Regions from separate parts of the Mus musculus genome. Here region 1 is linked to region 2. Evidence: chromatin loops called from intact Hi-C (ENCODE). Cell type or tissue: heart. All regions are shown on one strand. Links, peaks and the distances in the headings refer to the core of each region. The heading gives the core; the rest is flanking DNA.

The links. A loop is a pair of places that touch in the nucleus more often than their neighbours do. Peaks named below come from ENCODE experiments on the same cell type or tissue, not always from the same donor. Only the 100,000 strongest peaks of a DNase experiment are listed, where the experiment ranks them.
Region 1: a loop joins it to region 2, with 9 times the contacts of the local background. A loop is called at or near these places in 21 of 42 quality-filtered maps.

What each region holds. Positions count from the first base shown.
Region 1 is chr2:11,252,805-11,255,723 of GRCm38, forward strand. Prkcq (protein kinase C, theta) reads left to right here. Exons shown (of 18, transcript NM_008859.2): 9 at 265-374; 10 at 1,367-1,484. Among named protein-coding and RNA genes, the nearest start is that of Prkcq, 82 kb to the left of the region's middle. In heart, for the core only: a CTCF peak has its summit at 1,329 (motif pointing left); no DNase peak of the experiment used is centred there.
Region 2 is chr2:11,111,627-11,114,545 of GRCm38, forward strand. No RefSeq gene overlaps it. Among named protein-coding and RNA genes, the nearest start is that of Prkcq, 59 kb to the right of the region's middle. In heart, for the core only: a CTCF peak has its summit at 1,784 (motif pointing right); no DNase peak of the experiment used is centred there.

The DNA.
Region 1 (2,919 bases), core at 215-2,714, 140 kb after region 2:
ATTTCCCTTCTTCAGGCTTAAGCCAGAGTTTAAGCTTTGTCCCAGAGCAGGAGGACAACCTCTTGTATCCTCAAATTTTCTAACACTATCAATAGAACCATGGTCCTCTTGGCGCTTCCATCCACAGGCCATCTCAGATGCCATGCCAGCCACAGACTTTCTTCTCTAGATGTGAGACTGTGATGCTCACATTGTACCTGGTGTCATTTTGAAGCACTCCCGGCTTCTTTCCCTGCTCCTCACGAGCTACTTTCTTCGTTTCAGCATGTGGCATGAACGTCCACCACCGATGCCAGACAAAGGTTGCCAATCTTTGTGGTATAAACCAGAAGCTAATGGCTGAAGCACTAGCGATGATTGAAAGCACCCAACAGGTAAAGCAGACATTACACTGATGTGATTCCCGATGTCCTCTCAACAAGGGCCACCCACGTCCATTCTTTCTTGCTCTGTCTACCCCACAGGATGTCCCTGCGTGTCCTTCTGAACACTTGCCATGATATTTTCACCTTCATCCCCATAATCCCACCTTTGAGATAATTAATAATTCATACATCAGTGTGGCCATCTGTAATATCTTAAACTCTGTATAGAATGAGAAGGTACAGAAAGAAAGCAAATTCACTCAAATTATTGAGGATTTACTGCCAGCTTTATATCTGTATTTTAGGGATCTCTAAGAAGCTGGAAAGAAAGTGTATTTATTAGAATTCCCTCCAGAATGGTCACAGGACACTGTGTCTAGTCTGGGCAACTTTTGCCTGTCTGTTTGTCTTACATTGATTAAATTCCTATCTCTTGAGAACCAATTTTCACTGAGACTCGGCATTACCTTCTACATAAGCTGTATTTTTGTTCACCTTCTTTTCTGTCCTGACTTGTTATGGAATGAGGCTACTTACATAGAAGATTCCAGCTAGTACCCTTGAAGTGTGAAAAAGGAGCCAAGAGCCTGCTGCTGATACATTGAATGTAGCAGTTGCATGCAAGGCCAAGGAACTCTAAACCTACTGAGAAGAAAGAAAGAAAGAAAGAAAGAAAGAAAGAAAGAAAGAAAGAAAGAAAGAAAGAAAGAAAGAAAGAAAGAGAAAGAGAGAGAGAGAGAAAGAAAGAAAGAAAGAAAGAAAGAGAGAGAGAGAGAGAGAGAGAGAGAGAGAGAGAGAAAGAAAGAAAGAAAGAAAGAAAGAAAGAAAGAAAGAAAGAAAGAAAGAAAGAAAGAAAGAAAGAAAGGAAAGTGTTGACTGTCCTGCATATTCAAAATTCCTCACAGCCTTCTGTCCTTAGGGACAATACAGTATGATTTCTGTGGGTGGGAAATGGCGCCAACTACTGGTGATTGGGTTGTCTGACCCTTTTTATGATCTAGGCTCGCTCCTTACGAGATTCAGAACACATCTTCCGAGAAGGCCCAGTTGAAATTGGTCTCCCATGCTCCACCAAAAACGAAACCAGGCCACCATGCGTACCAACACCTGGGAAAAGAGGTAACTATCACTGCAGTTGACCATCAATGCCGGTCACTTGTCACGATCCACTTGTTCTCTGGCCTTAAGTTCTTCATTTACCTAGTCTGATGAGTTTCTTTTTCTCTATTTAAAGAGTACAAATCCAGTCACCAACCTCAAGGCCCCTATTTTTTTTTATCGAAAATAGATCCATTTCATATACAATATATCCTGACTAAAGTTTCCCCTCCTACTCTTCTTTTAAGAGTAAAACTAAAATATGCCTAACTAGAATTTTTTTGTGAGGGCGTTGCTCCTGGCAGAGTTCTAGAATGTCATTTCCTGGCCATGTTGGGTGGTTTTACAGATGTTAGTCTACTGTAAAGCAAGACAAGGAGAAATGTCATTGGGGCATCGTCACTGTTGCCCGGAGACTCTCCTGTGAGGTTTTGAGACAGGAAGGAAGAAGAGCCCTAACCCTTAAACTTTGTCATGTGTAGAGATTCATTCTGCCTTCTGCTTGAAGGGGGTTCAAGGGAAAATGCAGCTACATGATTCTGGGAACTGAATCATTTCAACAAACATTATGAGATATGGTCTTTGAACTTAAAGAATACTAGGGTCTGGGGAGATGGTTCAGTTGGTAAGTGCTTGTTTTGCAAGCACAAGGACCAGAGTTCAATCCCCAAACCATTATTAAAATAAAATAAAATGAAAAATAAAAAAGCCGTTAATGGCGGTATGTATCTGTAATCCTGGTGGCATGCGGGGCAGAGACAAGTGGATCCCTGGGTCCAACTGCCATCCAGCCTTGCCTAATTGGCATGTTCCATGCTAGTGAAGGACCCTGCTTTGAAACCAAGGTAGATACTGCTAGAAGAATGACAGTTAGGGCTGACCTCTGGCTTCCATATACATGCGCACACCCACACATACATGTATGCATACCCACACATATGTGCATGCCCTCACATGCACATATCCATACACACAAAGAAGCAATACTAATGATAGTAGTATATACATAGTAAGGATTCCTAAAAACACTTTTTAATCCTTCTTCTGGCATCATACAAGGACTAAATTGACATAAAATTTCAAGAGAGATTCAAAGTCCATCTCAGAAGGATTCCCAAGCAGTAAGGAGCATCGTCCTCAGAGATGATCAGTGCACACAGCCTTGAAGACCACAAAACATGGTGTGGTTTAGATCTTTAACAACCTGCTTGATTGCGTGTCCTCAGAGCTCACATTTTACTTAATGGAAATTGATGTCAGTATGTCTGGTAGTTACAAACAGTGGTGATATCCGTTCCCCAGATCTGTGAAGATTCCTATTTCCTCAGAATCTGATGTTATTAAAAGTTTTCTCTCTTGGCTTCTCCCTCTCCCTGCCTCCCTCTCCCTTTCTCTTCCTCTCTCTCACACACAAATATGTAGTCTTTGATTGAGATGAGTCCTGTCTGTCAGTCTG
Region 2 (2,919 bases), core at 314-2,813:
CAATCACATGTACTGACTGATAAGTGGATATTAGCCCAGAAACTTAGAATACCCAAGATACAATATACAATCTGCAAAACACATGAAACTCAAGAAGAACGAAGACCAAAATGTGGACACTTTGCCCCTTCTTAGAATTGGGAACAAAATACCCATGGAAGGAGTTACAGAGACAAAGTTTGGAGCTGAGATGAAAGGATGGACCATCTAGAGACTGCCATATCCAGGGATCCATCCCATAATCAGCTTCCAAACGCTGACACCATTGCACACACTAGCAAGGTTTTGCTGAAAGGACCCTGATATAGCTGTCTCTTGCGAGGCTATGCCGGGGCCTAGCAAACACAGAAGTGGATGCTCACAGTCAGCTATTGGATGGATCACAGGTCCCCCAATGGAGGAGCTAGAGAAAGTACCCAAGGAGCTAAAGGGGTCTGCAACCCAATAGGTGGAACAACAATATGAACTAACCAGTACCCTGCCCCCCAGAGCTCGTGTTTCTAGCTGCATATGTATCCGAAGATGACCTAGTCGGCCATCATTAGAAAGAGAGGGTGTTTCTAGCTGCATATGTATCAGAAGATGGCCTAGTCAGCCATCATTAGAAAGAGAGGCCCATCGGTCTTGCAAACTTTATATGCCTCAGTACAGGGGAACGCCAGGGCCAAGAAGTGGGGGGGGGGAGGGTAGTGGGGGGAGGGTATGGGGGGACTTTTGGGATAGCATTGGAAATGTAAATGAAGAAAATACCTAATAAAAAAAAGAAAAAAAAGAATGGGGAACAAAATACCCATGGAAGGAGTTACAGAGACAAAGTTCGGAGCTAAGACGGAAGGAAGGACCATACAGTTATTTTTTTAAAGTAATGACAACAATATATTGCTTCGCTTGTTCATTTTGAGACAGGGTCTCCGGATGTAGCCTAGACTCTCTGTTCTCCATCCTCAACCTCTGACTGCCCGTGTGTGCCTCAGCTTCATTCAGTTCTGTATTTACTAAAAGGAAGCTGTTGGAAAAAAAAAAGTCTCTTTTTAAAAAAATAGTGCACACTATTCTGGTAAAAAGAAAAGTCCTGTTTTCCTTTACCCTTCACAAGTACAACTTCATAAGATTGGCACTTCTGCCAGTGTTGTTCCCCAAACACAGAGGGGAAGGAGAAGGGGGGGGAGGACTGAATTAATGAAGCGAAGTCGATACGCAAAGGAGACAGGGCTCTTGTGTGGCAATCAGAGAATACAAATTACTAAACATTGGGAATATTCTGATCTGATACTGATAACTCTATAGTGTCCCCACTCTTGGAGGCTTTTGAGAATTTGAAAAAGGTGTGCCTGGCTAGTTTTCTGTCAGCTTGACACAATCTAGAGTTATCTGAAAGGAGGGAATCTCGATTGAGAAGATGCCTCCATAAGATCTGGCTGCAAGGCATGTTCTTACTTAGTGATTGATGGAGGAGGACTCAGCCCCTTGTGTGTGGGGCCAACCTAGCTTGGAGGTCCTGGGCTGTATAAAAATGCAGGCTGAGTAAGCCATGATAAGCAAGCCAGTAAGCAACACTGGTCCGTGGCCTCTGCATCAGCCCCTGCTTCTGGGTTCCCGCCCTGTGCGAATTCCTGCCCTCGCTGCTTTTGATGATGAGCCCTTACATGGAACTGTGCGTGAAATAAACCCTTTCCTCCTCAACTTGCCTTTGGCCAGGTTGTTCCGTCACAGCAATGGTAGCCATAAGAGGATGTATTCTTTGGCCTAGGGCTTCTTCAAGTTTTGTATCTAGTTCCATATTTTACCACGAGGGGGCACTGTGCCTACCTTACAGAACAGACTACCTTCTGGATTGTCACCGGGCAGACCAGTCTCCAAAGTGAAAAGCGTCAGTTGGGTTTTCTAACATGAAGAATGTAAATGAACCATGTTTTCTTCTTCTTCATATCCAGGAGATATGAACTGACTGAATCTCCCACCAGATGCTAGCTGGAAGTTATTATCCAGCCAGCTGGCATTGATGAGACCAGCTAGCAGCTACAGCCTCCACTTCGGAGACCTCTCTCAGCATCAATGAACTGTATTTTGTTCTAAGGTTAAGTGTTCTCTTCTTCCAAACAACTCTCTCAAAATAGGTCTCTAGACCGATAGACAAAGAAAATGGAAAGGGCAGGAGGAGAAAGAGACAGGAGAGAGAGACTGGGAAGAAAGGAGTTGGGAGAGGGGGACAAGCAGAGGGGAGAGGAAGGAGGAAGAAACACACCTGGTTTTTGTTTGTTTGTTTGATTGATTGTTTGTTTGATTGATTGATTATAATGTTAATCCATTTAACTTTCCACCTCCATTTTCATTCCCACCAGTCTTTATTTTTATGGGGTTATTTAATGTTCTCACGGTAGTGGTAGTGTATTTGAGTGCACACGCATGTGTGCCTGTATGTGTGTCTGTATGTGTCTGTGTCTGTGTGTGTGTGTGTGTGTGTGTGTGTGTCATCTCATTCCACTGAGCTCTCCCATATACTGTCTCCTAAGTAAGATTTCAAATACACAGTCCTGTCTTTTCTTTATCATTCACTTGAATCTGATAAGAATTTAGCCACAATGGATATTCAGTAATCATTTGCTCATTGGTTGACTAACTGTAAGCTAACCAATCTGGCTTCTAAGGTGGCAGGTTATTGATATGAGATGTATTGGAAGCCTCGAGGTCTGAGCAGTGATCCAGAAAAGCTTCTGGAAAGCTTTGTGGGCACCAGGAGACCCTGATGGCATTGTCTTCTACAGTGATTACTTTCAGACCAGCCAATAAGCCCCTGGGACAACCAGTGCAAGAAATACCGCCTCAAGGATGCTGAAAGCCCCTGTCGTCCAGAACCAGCTGGAGCAGATATAAGATGGCTGAGCTATCAACTCACATTAGGACACAGGGTAGCAGTGA